3 separate regions of the Homo sapiens genome follow, and regions 1 and 3 are each linked to region 2. Evidence: read pairs that join two places in POLR2A ChIA-PET (ENCODE). Cell type or tissue: MCF 10A. All regions are shown on one strand. Links, peaks and the distances in the headings refer to the core of each region. The heading gives the core; the rest is flanking DNA.

Region 1 (6,537 bases), core at 982-5,981, 280 kb before region 2:
AGCTTGGCCATCCTGGGGCAGGGCCTACAGGGTAAGGTGCAGACCCGCAGCACACATCCGAGGTCTGGGCCAGCCTCGATTCCAGATCCAGCCCTCCTAGTCATCCACGTCCCCAGCCCTGCGCTTGCCTGGGCCCTTCACCGGTGTTTGAGCACCGCCCGGGCCAGTGCTGCTTTGGACGAGGAGACCCGGGTGGGCCTCTGGTGGCTTTTCCTGCTCACCATCCACTGGGCCTGTCTCGTCCTGGCCCTGCCCAGCCCACTGGTCTGACCTGCTCCCACAGGGACCAGGCACAGCTCTGAGAAGTCAGAGGCCCTAGGGAGGTGGGGTCGTCGTTGCCTTGGTGATATGCAGGCAGTCCCTGCAGTGGGCCTGGGAGCTGGTCCCCTGGCACCACCCTGGCTCTGGGGGCCTCCCAGCAGTGTGGGACGCTGACACCAATCACCACTTCATGCGACTTCCTCGGCCCCTCCTGTCTCTACTGCCTGGGCCACTGGCAGAGTCACACCTGCCATGGCCAGCTCTGAGCTCTGTCTGCTCGGCCATCTGTCCTGCTGCCACTTTGTCCTGCAGGAACCTAGGCCCAGAGCTGTGAGGGGGAGGCCAGAGCGTGCCCAGGGCCTCCACCGGGGATGTGTCCTGTTCGTTTGAGTGGTGACATCCAGGTGGCAGCTCGGGGCTCCTGCCTGTAGCAGGTGGCAGGGCTGGGCTGGCTCAGCACACTACTGACCATGGCTGCCAGGGAGCAGGCCAGGGAGGCCGAGGCAGAGCTGGAGCCACAGGCACCAGCCAGGCAGCATCCTTTGGGGCATGGGTGAGTGGCGAGCTGTGGAGTGCTGCCAGGAGGCTGGGATTCCAGGCCAGGGACGGGGACAGCCCTGCTGGTGGAGATGCCAGGCAGAGGGGACGCACACCTGCCCATGCTCCTGCCTTGCAAGAGGGCGTCTGCCTGGGATCAGAGCCTAGAGCGTGTGGGAGGAGAGTTGTGGGGTCCCGGCATGGGCAGGGTGGCAGGTGGGTCCCGTGTGCTTGGGACTGGGCACGAGGAGGCCTTGTAACTGGTGCTGGATCAGCTGGGTCAGGGGCCGCACACCAATGACCTGGGGGTGAGGGTGCCCCTGGGTGGGAGCTGGTGGTGCTGAGGTGGCCGAGGACTTGTCCACTCCCAAGGGAAGGTGCTGGTGGGAGGGGGTGCCACCTCCGCAGCCACCACCCTCGATGCTGACCTGGGTTGCACTGGCATCTCATTGGGCGTGGGGACTCCGAGAGTCCAAAATTGGGTGGAGACATTTGGGGACACAGCTGCCTGAATTCCTCATGGCCAAGGGGGTGGGCAAGGGCTGCAGGGAGGAATAGTGTCCGCTGTCCTGGCCAGTGCACCAGGAACGGTTTTCTAACCCTGGCAGGAAGGTGTGAAGCATTCAGGATGTGGGGGCCACACAGTTCCCAGTGTGCACCTAGGGGTGACCAGGAGGAGGAGAGGCGCCAGGGCCTCCCTTACCCCCGCCCCAGGGGCACTCCGTAGGCAGGATCCCTGCAGATCCTAGCTAGGAAACGCCAGTGAACGGCAGCGCAGGGAACGGGGCGGGGCCGCTGGCTTCGCCCACCGCCACGGTGTTGGGGGCTGGGGGTGGCCCTCGGGACTGGTGTGGAGCCTGAGCCTGACCCACTGACTTGGCTGAGTGGGGAGACTGGAGGGTCGCATCCGGAGCTGGGCCCGGGGACGCCCGCTGGTGGGAAGGGTGCGCGCGCGTCGGAGGCCGCGGCTGACCCTGCTCCGGCGCCGCCAGGTACGGCATCAGCCCGGACAGCATCATCCTGTACGGGCAGAGCATCGGCACGGTGCCCACCGTGGACCTGGCCTCGCGCTACGAGTGTGCCGCGGTGGTGCTGCACTCGCCGCTCACCTCGGGCATGCGCGTCGCCTTCCCCGACACCAAGAAGACCTACTGCTTCGACGCCTTCCCTAAGTGAGCGGCCCGGGCGGGGACGGGGGCGGGGCGGGGCCCGGGCCGGGCGCGAAGTCTCACCGGCTCCACGACCCTCCCGCAGCATCGAGAAGGTGTCCAAGATCACGTCTCCCGTGCTCATCATCCACGGCACGGAGGACGAGGTGATCGACTTCTCGCACGGGCTGGCGCTCTACGAGCGCTGCCCCAAGGCGGTGGAGCCGCTGTGGGTGGAGGGCGCCGGGCACAACGACATCGAGCTCTACAGCCAGTACCTGGAGCGCCTGCGTCGCTTCATCTCCCAGGAGCTGCCCAGCCAGCGCGCCTAGCGGCGGCCCCAACCGGCCGGACCTCAGCAATAAGGCGGCCCCCGGACCTCACCCCGCGCCGGCCCCCACCCAGGGGCTGCATGTGGACCCCCCGGGCGGCCCAGGGGACCCCGCCCCGACCCAGGGGCTGTGGACGATGTACAGGCAACAGAGCTACGCACTCCTTTCCTTTTGGAAGCAAGAAGAAAATACGTGAAAACGGAAATTAAAGATTTAAAATTTTAGGGCTGCTCTCCTTCCTTTCATGGCTCTGCTCACTCTCTCGAGCGCTCAGCGAGCTCGAAAGGGGGCCGGGGTTCCCAGGTTTCGTCCCTGAGTCCCTAGGAGAGATCGGCACGGACCCCCTTATAGGTTTTACTCTGCGGAAGTGGGGTGGGTCTCTGTCTAGTCCGGGGAGCCCTTAGGGAGCTGGTTGCCTGGGCGATGATGGGTGGGGCAGCGTTTGAGCCCAGGACCCCTGCCTGCTTCCTAGGGAGGCTGGTGAGCCCTGCTGGGTGGGCGCGATGAGGACGCCAGGCGTGGGGGCCCTGCTGCCATCGCGGGACTGCCCCCTCGACAGCTTCCCGTCAGTCCTACTGCAGAGGGGCCAGGACAGCGCACTCTGGGTCCTGAGGTGCCGCGCTTGACGGACCTCAGAGCTCGGACAGGCCGCTTCCTTCGTAGATGGCGAAGCTGGGGTCCAGCAGAGGGCGGTGGCAGGTGCTTGGGCCCCGAGGGTCTCCCCTGGAAGAGGGAGCCGACACTGGAGCTGGGATCACGAGAAGAGTTCCTACGATCTCTAGGGCAGAAGGCTTAGGACCGGGAGGACTCGGGAACCGGTGGCCTGTTGTCCACCTTAGGGTTGGGCAGGGTTCAGCCTGTGTCGCGCGACCAGGCGGTGGCGAGGCCGGGATCCCAAGCTGCATCCAGCTAGCTCTAGTCCGCGGCCCCTTTAAGGGGGGGCGGTGCTTCAGTCTGGGCGCGAGAAGGCGCTGCGTCACGTGCGGGGCCGCAGCACGGACGGAAGCGGAAGTGGCGGCGTGCGTGCGGCAGTGGAGACGGCGGCGGCGGTGGCTGGCGTCAGGCTGTGGACGAAGAGGCGGCCTCGGTGGTAAGTGGCGGCCGCTGGGACCCAGCCAGGTACCGGTCCGGCTCGGCCCTGCCCCTTTCCGGCCGCTCTCACTCCTTCCCTCGGCCTCGAGTTCCTCGTAGGCCCGTGGGGGCCGCCGCGGGGTCGGGGCTGCGAGGCAGCGCCCGCCGTTCCATGGTAAGCGGTGCTACGGGACGTTCGGAAGGAAACCTCGCTAGAGCAGGGGACGCCTGGGCTCCTGGCTGACCACGGGGCCTTTGCACGGCCAGGGCTTTGCGACCGCAGTGTCTTCCTTCTGTCCCCGGTCGTGCGCCGTGCCCCTCAGCGCGGCTCACGTTTCGGAACACGTCTGCCTTTCATGCCTCCCGAAGAGCCTCCCCGCATCCCGTGCCCCCTGCTCGCTGCTGCCGCTGACCCTTGGGCGCTGCGCTGGTCCAGAGCGTGTTGTCCTCTGACGCCGTCAGAACCTGAGCTCCCTGCGAGCTGGGACTCCGCCGTGTCTTCATTGCCTCCAGTGCAAAGCAACTGCTTGCAAGAGAACAAAAGTGTGTTCAGGTGCACAGAGTAGAAAATTCAAGGAGCCTGAAAGGGTATTTGGTGAAGACTTGATGTGTTTTTCCCAGTCCTAACCTCCAAGGCCCAGTTCTCCCCTGGGGCAGAGGGAAACCCGTTTCTTACGGGTCTGCAAAGAAAGTCTATGCAGGAACATCTACGTGCGTTTCTGCAAAAGGTCAGTTACTTTACTTGGGGCTCTTATACTTAACGTAGCTCGGAGAGCGCCCCATGCATTCAGATACAGGTGGGATTCCTCCGGAAACGGAGTTTTATAGCACCAGACTTTATCCCCTTTCCTGTAGAAATTTAGGGTTTTTGCTGTCTTTTATAACGAACAATGCTAGCTTGACTATTGCTTGTACAAACCGTTTTTTGCCCAAGTCGGACTATTTTCTTAGGTTAAATTCCTTGGTGCAGAAGTGCGAGGGCTGTATTTAGGCCCCTAAAGGGGTGGTACCAAATCGCCCTCCCCCACCAGCATAAGAGGGGGCCGGCGACACCCTTGCCCAAGCTGGATTTTGCAGACCTGGTAGGCGTGAGATAGTATTTCACTGTAGCTTGTGTTTCCTGTAAGTATAGTCGAACGTCGTGATGTTCCTGTTACATCTATGTTACGTTGATCATTGTTACCACTGACAGTCGTTTCGAGATTGGAAAATATGTTTATTATAAACGTTTGACTATTTAAAAGCCATTTGTATTTTATCTTCTTGGCTCATTTTTCTGTTGGGTGGATGGTGGTGGTTTCTAGGTGCACTTTACAGATTAAGAAAATTCGCTTTCTGTCTAGTAGAAGTGTTTTTTTTTTTTTTTTTTTTTTTTTTTTTTTGGGACTCTGACACATTTATTGCTGAATACCATTTCTCGGCTGACCCGGAAGTGTTTCTTTTTTCTATCTGTCATTAGTCTTTGACTTTGTTTGTATTTTTTTCTTTAAGCTAAGCATCTAAAATTGTTACTGGTCATTAGTTTTTTTCTCTTTACGGCTCCTGCATTTTTGTGTCATCTCAGGAATATCTTCTCCGCTGTAAGATCATAAAACATTTGAGATTTTCTTCTAGAAATGTAGTGGGGTTTTTTTTTCCCCATATATTTAAATGCTTATGTCTAATTTTAGAAAGTATTCCTGGTAAGGAGTAAGGTAGGAAGCAAAACTTTTTTTCCACAAATTGTCCCAACTTTATTTCCCAAAAAAGCATTCTTTTCCCCACTGAAGTGCTGTCTTTATGGCAAGTAGATTTGGGTCTGTCCCTAGACTCTTATCCCAGTTTTCCAGAACCCCATTGTCTTCCTGACCTCATGTCCGGAGGCCCCTCCTCCTTGCATTATTTTGCACGTTTCTTTTTTCTCCTGAACAGCAGGCAAGTTTATCTGGTTCTCCCACCGTGATCTTCTTTGAAAACATTGAGATTGCTTAGATTCTTAGATTTACAGATCAAACTGAGATAAAATTCTCATCTTAAAATAGTTGACGACTTCATCTGATCCATGTGGTACTAGTTCCACAAGACACTGTGATGAAGAGGATTTTGGAAATCGAAGTATTTGGGGCCGCCCCTCCCTCCCTGCGGGCTGTGGATATTCACGGTGCGCGATGCTGGCCTTGGTTTCAGGCAGCCCCATTCTCAAGCTGCTGCGAACTCAGCACCGAGGCTTCGGCAGGGCTCCCAGACGCCTTCAGCGTACACTGTGTTCCCTCTGCCTGTCCCTCTCACATGGGGTAAACCGAGTCCGGGCCTTCAGGCTCCAGGCTGTCAGGCCAACTTCCACCCTCGGCCTCTCCCCACCACCCCCTGCTCTTGGGACCCGGGAGGACCCCGCAGGGGTGGCGACAGGGGAGGCCAGCACTCTATTCCAGGACGCGCGCTCTCCCCACCTCCCACTTGGTATGGCCCGGGGCCAGGCCACCTGGGAGTAGGGCCAACTTCCCGTTCTCCATTTTGTGGATTTTCCAGGACACACTTGTTCAAGCCCTGCAACAGCGTTCTCCCGGGTAGGGCGCCTGGGGGCTGAGTCTCTGGTCCACCCTGTGTCACCTGCTCCTGGTACACCCCAGCACGGGGCCCTGGGTGACGGGACAGACACCAGCCAGGTGACCCTATGGCCTAGGCCCACTCTGGTACCCGGAGCCCGGGGGGAGGGCAGACCCTCCCCAGGGCCAGTGGCTGGAGCATGGCTGTGGGTGTGGCAGAGGCTTGCCTGAGATGTGGGCTAGGCCCTTCCAGTGGGTCAGGTCTGGGGCGGTGCCCAGGGCTGTGCACCCTCCAGCTGCTCCCCAGGGGACCAGTGGCCTGTCAGCCCCGACTGGCATTCGTGGGGTCCCAGCATGTGTGTGTGGGCGGCTGACCAAGCTCTTATGACGCTGTGGCTGCATTCATCCGTCGTCCCATTAATGCCAAGCTGGTGGGACCCACCCGGCTGGCTCTGTTCTGCATGACCTGAGGGCCCTCTGGGGTTCTGGAAGAGGATGGAGACCATCCCTGCTTGGCTGTGATTCTGTCCTCTTGGCCTGTGGTGGCCGTGACCTGAGGTGGGGCCTCTGGGAGCAGGCGCCTCCTCTTTCCTCCCCTATGGCAGGCACCTGCCTGTCCACCTCTGAGTCCGGGTGTCAGGATCAAGGTGGGAGTGCAGGGCC
Region 2 (6,419 bases), core at 1,420-6,419:
CAGAGCCAGACTCTGTCTCAAAAAATATATAAAAATTTAAAAAAAAAAATTGTCTGCAGGCTAAGTGTAGTGGCCCACACCTGTAATCCCAGTACTTTGGGAGGCCACAGTGAGAGGATTGCTGGAGCCCAGAAGTTTGAGGCTGTGGTGAGCCGTGATTGTGCCACTGCACTCCAGACTGGGTGGCAGAGTGAGACCCTGTCTCAAAAAAGAAATTGTGTGACTTGAGCCCTGAATCTGTAGGTTACCAGACCCCAGTAGCAGTGAGCTTCCCCTGCCTATTTCTGTATCTGCTGTCCTGGTACTTAAGTCCCGAAAGGGAAGGCAGAGACTTCAGCATGGTGGCACTGAGGCCCTCGCCAGCCCAGGAGGTGACAGGAGCCAGACTGGCGGATGGGGTCCTGTGTTTGTTGCCACAGTGAGTCACTGGACTCCACTGTAAAGAGGAGCAGTCTCGTGGTCCCATCAGCCATTTATTCAGTCATTTATTTCTACCAGCATCCACTCGAGGACATTTTTTCTTTTTCCTTTTTTTTTTTTTTGAGACAGAGTCTCGATCTGTCGCCCAGGCTGGAGTGCAGTGGCGCGATCTCAGCTCACTGCAACCTCTGCCTCCCAGGTTCAAGCGATTCTCCTGCCTCAGCCTCCCGAGTAGCTGGGACTACAGGCGCCCGCCACCAAGCCCAGCTAATTTTTTGTATTTTTTAGTAGACACGGGGTTTCACCGTGTTAGCCAGGATGGTCTCTATCTCCTGACCTCATGATCCACCCGCCTTGGCCTCCCAAAGTGCTGGGATTACAGGCATGAGCCACCACACCCGGCCTTGATGACATTTTTTCTACAGACTATAAATCCTTTATAAACTTTAATTTTGTTGCTCAAGTTGTCCTCTCTGTTTGGCCATCGTGACCCCTTCCAAATGGGCTCCTGTGTGCACATGATATGTCCCGGGTCACTTTTTTTGTTATTGAGGTGAAATTCACATAACATAAAATTAACCATTTTCAGGTGTGCAATGCAGTGCTTTAATACATTCACACTGGTATGCAGCCACTGCGCCCAGCCTGGAATTGGCCATTTTAAAGACTATTTTATTGACTTACTTATTTTAGACAAGGTCTCGCTCTACCACCCAGGCTGGAGTGCATTGTCACAATCATAGCCCAATTTTAAAAATAATCTTGGCCGGGCGCGGTGGCTCACGCCTATAATCCCAGGACTCTGGGAGGCCAAGGCAGGCGGATCACCTGAGGTCGGGAGTTTGAGACCAGCCTGACCAACATGGAGAAACCCCGTCTCCACTAAAAATACAAAATTAGCCGGGCATGGTGGCGGGTGCCACCATAATAATCATCTCCCTTGCATGGGGGCAGGCCTTGCACTGGCTGCCCTAGTCAAGTAATCCCAGCTACTTGGAAGGCTGAGGCAGGAGAATCGCTTGAACTCGGGAGGCGGAGGCTGCAGTGAGCCGAGATCGCGCCGCTGCACTCCAGCCTGAGCAACAAGAGCGAAACTCCGTCTCAAAAAAAACACAAATAATTAAATTAAAAAAATAATAATAATCTCCCAGCCGGGCGTGGTGGCTGGCGCCTGTGATCCCAGCACTTTGGGAGGCTGAGGCAGGCACATTGCTTGAGCTCAGGAGGTTACAGTGAGCCAAGATCACGCCACTGCACTCCAGCCTAGGCAACAAAGTGAAACCCTGTCTCAAAACATAATTATCATCTCCCTTGCATGGGGGCAGGCCTTGCTCTGGCTGCCCTAGTCAGGTACCACGGCTGGTTCTGGGGTGTAACTGCCTGGCTTTGAGTCCACAGCATAGACTTTCCTGTCTCCTTGGGAGCACTGATTCTTCCATGGCAGCCCAATGCCATGGGGCCTCGGTCTCAGGCCAGTAACCAGCTCCTGAGCTTCTCGGGAGACAGAGCTGGCTGTCTCACACCTCACCTCACCTCACGACGAGGTGGGGTGAGCGGGGCATCCGACCATCATCCACCCATCCATCCTGATTTATTCAGTGCTTCTGTGGTCAGCACAACATCCCGAAAATGTGCCCGTTCCGTCGGCCGCTGTGGCTCACACCTGGAACCCCAGCACTTAGGGAGGCCGAGGTGGGCGGATCACTTGAGGTCAGGAGTTCGAAACCAGCTGGCCAACAAGGTCAAATCCCATCTCTTCTAAAAATTCAAAAAAATTAGCCGGGCATGGTGGTGGGCGCCTGTAGTCCCAGCTACTTGGGAGGCTGAGGCAGGAGAATTACTTGAACCCGGGAGGTGGAGGTTGCAGTGAGCCGAGATCACGCCATTGCACTCGAGCCTGGGCAACAGAGCAAGACTCTGTCTCCATCAGTCAGTCAATCAATCAATAAATGAATGTGCCTGTCCTACTCCCTGGAACCTGCAGCTAAAGGGACTTTGAAAATGGGACGAGATCTTCAGATGGGAAAGCATCCCAGATCGGGTGGACCCAATGTCAACAAAAGAGTCCTTAGAACCAGGACAGTTTCTCCAGCTGGAGGCAGGGGAGCACAGCAGCTAGACTCAGTCCTTGAACACCTGTGCAGGCCCGCCCAGCCCTAGCCTTGGGAGCGACGCTGTCAGGGGGAACTGATGGGGGGCAGCCCACCCGTTTCCATTTCAGGATCCCTCTGGCTGGCTGGGGAAGGGGTTAAGGGGAGACAACAGGGGGTGGGCGATTCCGCAGGAAGGTCCTGGAACTCTCCCGGCCAGAGATGGTGGCTGGACTAAGGTGCAGGGGGTGGTCGGGGAGCTGGGGGGGGGTGCTCAGATTCCTGGATTTTGAGGGTTCAAAAAGCAGCTGGACGGGGCGCAGTGGCTCACGCCTGTAATCCCAGCGCTTTGGGAGGCCGAAGTGGGCTGATCACCTGAAGTAAGGAGTTCGAGTCCAGCCTGGCCAACATGGTGAAATCCCGTCTCTACTAAAACTACAAAAATTAGCCGTCCGTGGAACCAGCTACTTGGGAGGCTGAGGCATAACAACTTGAACCCGGGAGGCGGAGGCTACAGTGAGCCAAGATCGCGCCTCTGCACTCCAGCCTGGGTGACAGAGACCCCGTCTCAAAAAAAAAAAAGCTACTGGAGGGAACTTGGGGGCGTGGAAGGGGTGGTCACGGGGGAAGTCCCCCAGATTTGGACGCTCGTAAAAAGCTCGGAAGCTGGGAGACCAGGAGGGCGGGGAAGTCGAGGTCCAGTCACTGGGCCAGAGTCCCCAAGACTTGGGCTGGAGAAAGGTCGGAGGAAAGGACCCCACTAGTCCGAAAGCATGTCCCCGCGCACGCGCACCAGGCGGCCGGCAGAGACAGGGCACAGTAAAAGGAGCCGCGCGGACTCCGGGCACAGCTGCTGGGCACTGGCAGCTCGCAAGGCACAGCGCGCAGGCGCGCACGCCACTTAAGGCCCCGCCCCCTCCCAGCGCGCTGATTGGCGGGGCCGTAGAGGGGCGGGGGCATGGCGCCGCGGCTGCGCAGCGCGGGGCCCCGCGCGGGCGGGTGGGCGGAGCGGGCCCCCCGAGCGGGGGCTGGCGAGCGCGGGGAGGGGGCCGAAAGGGCGGCAAAGCCGGCGCGCGCCCGGCTGGGGGCGGAGGGCGGGGGCCCGCGGGCCGGAACAGCCGCGGCAAGTGGCGGCGGCGGCAGCGGCAGCGGAGGCAGCTGAGGCGGCGGCGGCGAGTGGGGGTCCGGGCGGCGGCGGCGGGCCCGGCGGCGGGCCGAGGAGCCGGGCGCAATGGAGCGGAAGAGGTGGGAGTGCCCGGCGCTCCCGCAGGGCTGGGAGAGGGAAGAAGTGCCCAGAAGGTCGGGGCTGTCGGCCGGCCACAGGGATGTCTTTTACTATAGGTGAATGAGCGCGCCGGCCGCGCAGGGCCTCAACGGGCTCCTCCCAGCGGCCTCTGCGGCGGCCTCGGCGCCCCTGCCCCGGGCCGCGGCCTGGGCCCCGCGCGTGCGTCGTGCGTGCGTGCGTGCGTCTTGCGTGCGTGTGCGCCCGGCGCGCGGAGGCCCAGTGCGCGTGCGCCGCTTGTTGGGCCGCATGGCTTTCGGCCGGCCGTTCAGGGACTGGCTGCCGGACGGCGACTGCGGCCTTTGTTCGTGCGCGCTGGGCCAGGGGCGCCTGGCGGCGGCCAGATGCTACCGGGGGGCAGGGGTGGAGGGTGGGCTGTCCCTTTGGTTCCCGTGAGACGCAGGGGGTGCCTTCTTGGGGCGCTCCTGGGGTGGCGCGGAGCCCGAGGGGGTGGCCAGCCGGGATTTCGGGGAGCAGGGCTCATGGGCGGATCGGGGAGGGCGTGCGTGAAAATACGGGTTCTTGGGCTCGCCCCAGTCCTGGGAATAAGCGCCTCAGGGTGACTGGTCTCCCACGCAGCGTTGCTTTTTTTAAAGGTATTCCCCTTGACTCCTTCCGAGGCCTCTGGTCCTCTTGGGTCGTGGCCCCCTCAGGGTGGAGACCTGAGGCTTTCGACTTTCCGAGCCCACCTAACGGTAGTCTTTGCGTGGATGTTACTGGTGGTGGAAGGCTTTCAGAGACCCCCCCGTCCCCAAATTGGAACAAGGCGCTGCTCTGAAAGGTCGCAGGGAACCCCCTCCGTGGAACAAAGACTTAGTCGCCTGCTGCAGCCAAGTCCCAGACAGTCGGCCACCTGCTGTTTGTCCTCTTTTTTTTTTTTTTCCTGGCTCGGGAAAGATGCTTTTGATTCTGGGCCAGCTTTGATTGCGCCCTCCCCTTGGTTCAGTGTCCCGTGGCGCCTTCAGGTCCCCCAGGAGGGGAAAGCGGAGGACGCCTGCCATGTGCCGAGCACCTGGGTAAAGGGGGGTGTGCGGCTGGTCCCCCTTTTTCCCACAGCTCGGGGTCGTGGGCAGGAGACCGCCCAGGTGAGGGCGGGTGGTTTCCACGAGCCAAGGAGGGGCAGAACGACCGCTCCGTCCACTGTGCACTTCGGTCCTCTGTGGTTCTTGACTGTCCCGGTTTGGGGAGATAAAGTGAGAAAAGTGAGCGGGGAAAGGATGGCTGTGATCAGAAGCAATGTGTGGGGCCTCGTCCTGCAGGAGGAGCTCAGGGACTGGTTCCTGGAAAGTTGGAGGACAGCAAGAGAGGGGAAACTTGGTCCCCAAATGTGTACCCTTATGAGCTGGAACCCTGTACACGTCCTGAGATCTGCAGTGACACATGCTGAAATCTGGGAGGGCAGATGACGGGGCCTGAATGAGACTGGGGTCAGGGAGGGCTTCTCTGAGGACGTGACATTGAGTGACAGGGAGAGGCGTCCAGGCAGCAGGAACCCCCTAAGAGGTGGCTGCAGCTTGGGAGCTAGAACCAAGGCCAGCTTGAGCGGAGTATCCTGAGGCTGTCATCACCCCACCTCTCTCATTCCCACTCTGGGCCCTGGCCCTGAGCATGAGGGTCTAGCAGTGGAGAAAAGCAGGGAGAAGCTCCTCTACAGGCTAGAGATTTCAGGTTTCTCTGCAGAGGGTGAAGCCAGGCAGCCCAGAGCCGCCCTCTGCAGGTCTGGGGCCTCAACCCAGCCCTTCATCTGAGGCTGCAGGCTCCCAGACTGCGTTTTCTGTTGGGGGTGCCTGGGGAGAGTTCAGGCCATGTTGCCCACTTTTTTCTATACGTGTGGTTTTATCAAGGCTGTTCTTTTTTCATTGAATAAAATCTCAGGGACATCATTTTGTGTCAATAGATGGGCATAACCTTTATTTAAAATTGAGATATAATTCACATTCCACAAAAGCTACCTTTTTTGTTTTTTTTCTTTGAGACAGGGTCTCACCCAGGCTGGAGTGCAGTGGTACAATCACGGCTTACGCATTCTTGACCTCCCAGGCTCAGGCGACCCTCTCAGCTCAGCCTCCCAAGTAGTGGGAATTACAGGCACGTGCCACCATACCTGGCTTATTTTTATAGAGATGGGGTTTTGCTGTGTTGCCTAGACTAGACTGGTCTCGAATTCCTGGACTCAAGCAGTTAACCCGCCTCAGCCTCCCAAAGTGCTGGGATTACAGGCATGAGCCACTGCCTGGCCAAAGCCACTTTTTAGAAATGTACAATTCAGTGGGGTTTTTTTTTGGAGATGGAGTTTCACTCTTGGCCCAGGCCACAGTGCAGTGACGCAATCCCAGCCCACTGCAACCTCCACCTCCCGGGTTCAAGCGATTCTTCTGCCTCAGCCTCCCGAGTAGCTGGGATTACAGGCGTCTGCCACCATGCCCGGCTAATTTTTGTATTTTTAGTAGAGAAGGGGTTTCGCCATGTTGGCCAGACTGGTCTCGAACTCCTGACCCCAGCACCTCAGCCTCCCAAAGTGCTGGGATTACAGGCCTGAGCCACCACACCCGGCCCCCAGTGGTTTTTAGTACATTGACAAAGTTGTGCAACCATCACCGCTATCTAATTCCAGAACATTCTCATCA
Region 3 (6,537 bases), core at 884-5,883, 810 kb after region 2:
CAGAGTGAGACTCTCTCTCTCTCTCAAAAAAAATGAGTAAATCGAGGCCGGGCGCGGTGGTTCACGCCTGTCATCCCAGCACTTTGGGAGGCTGAGGCGGGCAGATCACGAGGTCAGGAGACCGAGACCATCCTGGCGAACACGGTGAAACCCCGTCTCTACTAAAAATACAAAAAAATTACCCGGGCGTGGTGGTGGGTGCCTGTAATCCCAGCTACTTGGGAGGCTGAGGCAGGAGAATCGCTTGAGCCCGAGAGGCAGAGGTTGCAGTGAGCCAGGATCACACTAATGCAGTCCAGCCTGGACAACACAGTGAGACTCGGTATCAAATAAATAAAAATAAAAGTACATAAATAAAAACCTCACAGTGACCCTGACATTGTGTCTCCCCAGAGGTCAGGCCTCCATTGTGAGGGGATGTGGGATCCCGATAGGAAGCTAATTTTGGAGGGAACCAGGCCTAGAAGGAAAAGAGCCCCAGGCGGGCCCAGGATGGAGGCGGAGCAGACGCCCTCCAGGCCGCAGCTGCCCCGGGCTTCATTACAGGGAACCCAGGACACCGTAGCCAAGCCCGGAGCTCCTGGAGGTGACTGCTCAGGCATCAATAGTTTATAGCAGGAAACGACACTTGGTCTCAGGTCACCCACAGCCGGCTCGGGTGGCCTGGGGCTGGGCCCTGGGGCTGGAGTGGAGGCTGTATCACAGGTACCAGTTTGCTCTGGTTTTGATGGGCCTGTGGGCCATGGCGGCTCAGGTGCTTGTGCAAGGAGGGCTTTGGGGCCGGGCGCGTGGCTCCCACCTGTGATCCCAGCACTTTGGGAGGCCGAGGTGGGCGGATGGTTTGAGCCCAGGAGTTTCGGACCAGCCTGGGTGACATAGTGAGACCCCATCTCTATTAAAAATTTAAAAATGAACACTTTCAGGCTGGTCACAGTGGCTTCCTCCTGTAATCCCAGCACACTGGGAGGCCGGCATGGGCAGATGGCTTGAGTCCGGGAGTTCAGACCAGCCTGGGCAACATGGCGAAACCCTGTCTCTAAATAAATAGGAAAAGAAAGATAAAATGAAAACAACAACAAAAAAGAATAAAAAAAACCCAGAATAAATAAATAGCAGAGGCGGGAGGATCACTTGAGGTCAGGAGTTTGAGACCAGCCTGGACAACATGGTGAAACCCCGTCTCTACTAAAAATACAAAAATTAGCCGGGCGTGGTGGTACCTATAATGCCAGCTACTCGGGAGGCTGAGGCAAGAGAATCCCTTGAACCAGGGAGGCAGAGGTTGCAGTGAGCTGAGATCACGCCATTGCACTCCAGTCTGGGTGACAGAGCGAGACTCCGTCTTCCAGAAAACAAAACAAAACAAAGCATAAACTCACATATATATATGTGTGTACATATTTATTTCAATATATTTTATTGGGATTATATTTTCTCCTTTGTTTTCTTTTTATTCTGAATTGGCTTGCTAGGAAACATGCTTCTTTTTTTTTTGAGACGGAATCTCGCCCTGTTGCCCAGGCTGGAGTGCAGTGGTGCGATTTCAGCTCACTGCAACCTCCGCTTCCCGAGTTCAAGCGATTCTCCTGCTTCAGCCTCACAAGTAGCTGGGATTACAGGCGCCCACCGCCACGCCCAGATAATTTTTGTATTTTTAGTAGAGATGAGGTGTCTCCATGTTGGCCAGGATGGTCTCAAACTCCTGACCTAGTGATCCACCTGCCTCGGCCTCCCAAAGTGTTGGGATTACAGGCGTGAGCCACCGTGCCCAGCCCGAAACATGCTAATATACTAAATCCTGGTGAAAAAATTGCTACATATAATTGCAAGAAATTCACACAACCGTGAAGAATATAAAATGAGCCTGCCCCGCACCCCTGGCCTGTCTCAGGTATTCAAGCTGTTCAAAATTTGCTCCATTTGCTTCAGGATTTTTTCTTTTCTTCTCTTCTCTTCTTTTCTTTTCTTTTCTGAGACAGAGTCTCGCTCTGTCGCCCAGGCTGGAGTGCAGTGGCGCGATCTCGGCTCACTGCAAGCTCCACCTCCCAGGTTCAGGCCATTCTCCTGCCTCAGCCTCCCGAGTAGCTGGGACTACAGGTGCCCACCACCACGCCCGGCTAATTTTTTTGTATTTTTAGTAGAGACGGGGTTTCACCGTGTTAGCCAGGATGGTCTCGATCTCCTGACCTCATGATCCGCCCGCCTCGGCCTCCAGAAGTGCTGGGATTACAGGTGTGAGCCACGGCGCCCGGCCTGTTTCAGGACTTTTTTCAAAGCCTGTTTCCAAACCCCAGAATCTACAAGGATGATACAGATGTTTTTTTTTTCTTTTTGTATTCTTTTTATTCTTTTTTTTTTTTGAGATGGAGTCTTCCTTTGTTGCCAGGCTGGAGAGCAGTGGTGCAATCTTGGCTCACTGCAACCTCCGCCTCCCAGGTTCAAGCGATTCTCCTGCCTCAGCCTCCCAAGTAGCTGGGATTACAGGCGCCCGCCACCACACCTGGCTAATTTTTTGTAGTTTTAGTAGAGATGAGGGTTCACTAGGTTGGCCAGGCTGGTCTCGAACTCCTGACCTCATGATCTGCCCACCTCAGCCTCCCAAAGTGCTGGTATCACAGGCGTGAGCCACCAGGCCCGGCTGGAAACAGATGTTTCTAAAATGTTTTACAAGGTAGCAGCGTAGTATAACTGTTACACATCTGCTATTGTTCATTTCTTAAGTGGTCCTCAAGACTTTTGTATCCATTTATTCCCTGATGTGTTTGAAAACTAACATTTCCCAGACTTGTGTGGCCCAACATTTAAAAATAAGAGTTGGGGAGTTCCTGACCATCCTGGCCAACATGGCAAAACCCCGTCTCTACTAAAAATACAAAAATTAGCCTGGCGTGGTGGCACACGCGTGTAGTCCCAGCTACTCGGGAGGCTGAGGCAGGAGAATTGCTCAAACCCAGGAGGCGGAGGTTGCAGTGAGCCGAGATCACACCACTGCACTCCATCCTGGGCAACAGAACAAGACTCCATCTCAAAATAATAATAATAATAATAATAATAATAATAATAATAAATAAATAAATAAAAATAAAAGAGCTGGCAACAAAGGAGAAATCTAACATCCCCAAACAATCTAGAGGTAACAAGTGGTTAGTATTTTGGATGTTATAGAGGTTTTTTTTTTTTCAGACGGAGTTTCACTCTTGTTGCCCAGGCTGGAGTGCAATGGCACAATCTCAGCTCACCGCAACCTCCGCCTCCCGGGTTCAAGCGATTCTCCTGCCTCAGCCTCCCGAGTAGCTGCGCCACCACGCCTGGCTAATTTTGTATTTTTAGTAGAGACGGGGTTTCTCCACGTTGGTCAGGCTGGTCTCGAACTCCCGACCTCAGGTGATCCGCCTGCCTCAGCCTCCCAAATGCTGGTATTACAAGCGCGCCCGGCCTGGAAACATCACTTTGAACACTTGCAGACCGTCCTTCCTCCTCCTGGTCATCTTCCAGATGCAGGAGCTGGTAGCTGAGGGTGTCATCTGTGGGGCCACAGTCCTCTGTGGCCGGGCAGTGCTGCCCCTGGCGTTGGCCCCTCATTCTGCTGGTCCAGCAGTTCCTTCCTGGGGACGTGCAGGGGGAACACAGGCCCTGGCATCGGACACGCAGTCAGCGCACACAGACCCGTCCATCCAGCGCCAATGCCACATTCCACACATGCCAACAGCACCTCCCTCCTGTCCCTGCCATCGTCCCCAACCCCGCACACCAGCCGCCCCTTTGAAGTCCTCAAGCCTTCCTATCACAACAGCAGAGCCTGACAAACAAGAAGAAAAGCCAGGGCCAGGCACTGTGGCTCACGCCTGTAATCCACCAACCTGGGATGTCGAGGTGAGAGAATCACTTGAGCTCAGGAGTTCAAGACCAGCCTGGGCAACGTGGCGAGACCCCATCCGGAAATTTTTTTTTTTTTTTTTTGAGATGGATTCTCCCTCTGTCGCCCAGGGGCACGATCTCACCTCACTGCAACCTCTGCTTCCCGGGTTCAAGTGATTGTCCTGCCTCAGCCTCCGGAGTAGCTGGGATTACATGTGCGCCACCACACCTGGCTAATTTTTGTATTTTTAGTAGAGACAGGGATAGTCTCAAACTCCTGACCTCTAGTGATCTGTCCGCCTCAGCTTCCCAAATTGCTGGGATTACAAGAGTGAGCCACCGTGCCTGGCTGCTAAAGTTTTTTTTTTTTTTTTTTAATTAGCTGGGCGTGCTGGCGTATGCCTGTGGTCCCAGCTACTCAGGAGGCTGAGGCAGGAGGATCACTTGAGCCCAGGAGGTCGAGGCTGCAGTGGGATGTGATCTTGCCACTGCACTCCAGCCTGGGTGACACAGCGAGACCCTGTCTCTACAAAAATAAATAAATAAACAATGGGCCGGGCGCAGTGGCTCACGCCTGTAATCCCAGCACTTTGGGAGGCCGAGGTGGGTGGATCACAAGGTCAGGAGTTCGAGACCAGCCTGGCTAACATGGCGAAACCCCGTCTCTACTAAAAATGCAAAAATTAGCCAGACGTGGTGGCTCATGCCTGTAATCCCAGCTACTTGGGAGGCTGAGGCAGGAGAATCGCTTCCACCTGGGAGGCGGAGGTTGTGGTGAGCCGAAGTTGCGACACTGCACTCCAGCCTGGGCGACAAGAGGGAAACTCTGTCTCAAAAAAAAAAAAAAAAAAAATTTAGCCGGGCGTAGTGGCATATGCCTGTAGTCCCAGCTACTTAGGAGATTGAGGCAGGAGGCTCATTTGTGCCATTGGGGTCAGGGCCGCAGCAAACTATGATTACGTCACTGCGCTCCAGCCTGGGCAACAGAGCGAAATTCCAGGAAGGAAGGAAGGAAGGAAGGAAGGCCACAGTGATCCTTTCCCTGCCACCCCGAGCTTCTGGGTCGAGCCAACAGGGTTAAAATTCCCGGGCATCTTCCTAGAGGAAAATTCTAGAATCCGTTGGGCCACTGCAGGCCCCATCGCCTTCTATCCATCACCCCTGGATTTCTGGGCAGCTTCCTTTTTTTTGCTTGTGATAAAATAGGTCCTAACAATAAAAACAAACATACCCAGGTGCCCATGTTTATCTCCACGGCGCAGCCTCCGGGTTCTGGAATTTTCTTGGTCACTTCCAGATATTGTAGAGAATTCCGGAAGAGCACCGCAGACAGCCCAGGCGCGGCCCGGCCGAGGCTTAAACACGTTTTCTTAAATCACCAGATTCCGCCACCAACCTGCAAAGTTCATGGTTTTTTTCTCTCTGCGAAACTCTTGCCTTTGAAACCTCCTGCAGGGGTTCCTGTACCCCCAGAGATTGAACAATTCAAAACCTTCAGGACCCCTGTCCGGAGGCCCCCAAATCCCCTTTGGTGAGGGCTGCGGCCGGCGAGGAAAGGGCGCTTGACCCTGTCACGAAAGCAAATTCGGTCGGGTCCTCCAGAACCACCTTCTCATTTTCTCCTGTTTACCTCACAGCCAAGAATGAGATAATAAAACAGAGAAAGAAATAGAGACGGGAGGGTTGGGGGCAGTTTCCACGGTTTCTTCAAGCACAGTTCCTGCAGGGTTGTCTGGTTTGCACAGAGAGGCTGTTGGCTCCTGGACGTGGGTCCTTGGGGGACCTTCGATTTCTCGCCGGGTCCAGGGTGGCCCCGGCGGGAGGAGGACCTCGCCCACATTCCTGGGATTCCTTCTCTCCTTCCCACATTGTTTGTTTGTTGACTTTAAATTGGACTCTGCCAGGAATTCCTTTTCCTCTTGGGTTTAGTGGTGAGCAGGAGGGACTTAGCATATCACAGAGCCCCCGGCAGCCAAGCTACCGGGTGTCCTGGCCCCCTTCAGTTCCCTCCCTTGTCCTCCTCGAGGACCCCCCAACTCAGGCACCCACACCACGGGGGGCTGCGGGACCCCGAGCCTCACTCGTGCCACCGGCCACCCAGCGTCCCCTGCATCTTCCCCGGGGACTCACACACCGCCTCGAGGCCACTCCGCCCCTCCGGATGGATGTCCAAGCCTCCAGCCAGGGCCCCTTCCCTGCTTCATCTCCAGGGTTGACGGAGGTCGAAGGAGCACATGTCTGCTTGCAGGGCACGCCAGGTCCTGATGGACACTGACGTCTAGACCTAGACGGTGGCTCAGCCTGAACCCTGGACGGCCTGGAGCACAGCCATGCAACTGCTTCTAAGACAAAACCGAGGTGGGGATTAAAGCTACCCTCCCAGGCCGCCTGGCTGGAAACTCATCCCCCTCTGTCCCCAGCCCCTGCAGCCCCCATCACTGCCGCTGACAGCCGCAGGGTGTGGCTCACAGAGGGACAGCAGGGAGGGAGAGACGGACGGGGTGGGATCCTGGGGGCCTGTGGCCTTCAGAGCGTCTCACTGCCCCAGCCTTGATGGGGTTGTCTGTAGAGCGGGGATTCAGCTGCCTGGTCTGTGGCGACTGTCCGGTGGCCCAGGGGGTGGACGTGACTCTCCTGTGCGACTTTGTTTTTCTGAGACGGAGTCTTGCAGTGGCGCGA

What was found. Peaks named below come from ENCODE experiments on the same cell type or tissue, not always from the same donor. Only the 100,000 strongest peaks of a DNase experiment are listed, where the experiment ranks them.
Region 1: POLR2A ChIA-PET joins it to region 2 with 5 read pairs; 5 of 35 experiments call an interaction of 5 or more read pairs at or near these places.
Region 3: POLR2A ChIA-PET joins it to region 2 with 5 read pairs; 2 of 35 experiments call an interaction of 5 or more read pairs at or near these places.

The regions. Positions count from the first base shown.
Region 1 is chr19:1,872,941-1,879,477 of GRCh38, reverse strand. ABHD17A (abhydrolase domain containing 17A, depalmitoylase) reads left to right here. Exons shown (of 5, transcript NM_001130111.2): 4 at 1,791-1,970; 5 at 2,053-2,668. The coding sequence ends at 2,278. It also overlaps a transcript of KLF16 not described here. Among named protein-coding and RNA genes, the nearest start is that of ABHD17A, 9.3 kb to the left of the region's middle. RefSeq lists enhancers at 1,931-2,631, 3,070-3,119, 2,632-3,331, 3,332-4,032, 5,221-5,936 and silencers at 2,838-2,979, 3,360-3,609. In MCF 10A, for the core only: no CTCF peak of the experiment used is centred there; a DNase peak (open chromatin) is centred at 3,247.
Region 2 is chr19:1,589,954-1,596,372 of GRCh38, reverse strand. MBD3 (methyl-CpG binding domain protein 3) reads left to right here and starts at 3,508. Exons shown (of 7, transcript NM_001281453.2): 1 at 3,508-3,851. The coding sequence starts at 3,742. RefSeq lists enhancers at 3,068-3,117, 4,495-5,484 and silencers at 3,368-3,437, 3,508-3,557, 3,718-4,017, 4,158-4,257. In MCF 10A, for the core only: a CTCF peak has its summit at 5,557; DNase peaks (open chromatin) are centred at 3,392 and 3,982.
Region 3 is chr19:781,883-788,419 of GRCh38, reverse strand. LINC01836 (long intergenic non-protein coding RNA 1836) reads right to left here and starts at 5,624. Exons shown (of 2, transcript XR_001753829.3): 1 at 5,090-5,624; 2 at 2,717-3,605. It overlaps LOC101928450 (a long non-coding RNA gene), which reads left to right and starts at 5,812. Exons shown (of 2, transcript NR_187752.1): 1 at 5,812-6,216. RefSeq lists enhancers at 105-673, 674-1,244, 5,498-6,071. In MCF 10A, for the core only: no CTCF peak of the experiment used is centred there; a DNase peak (open chromatin) is centred at 5,729.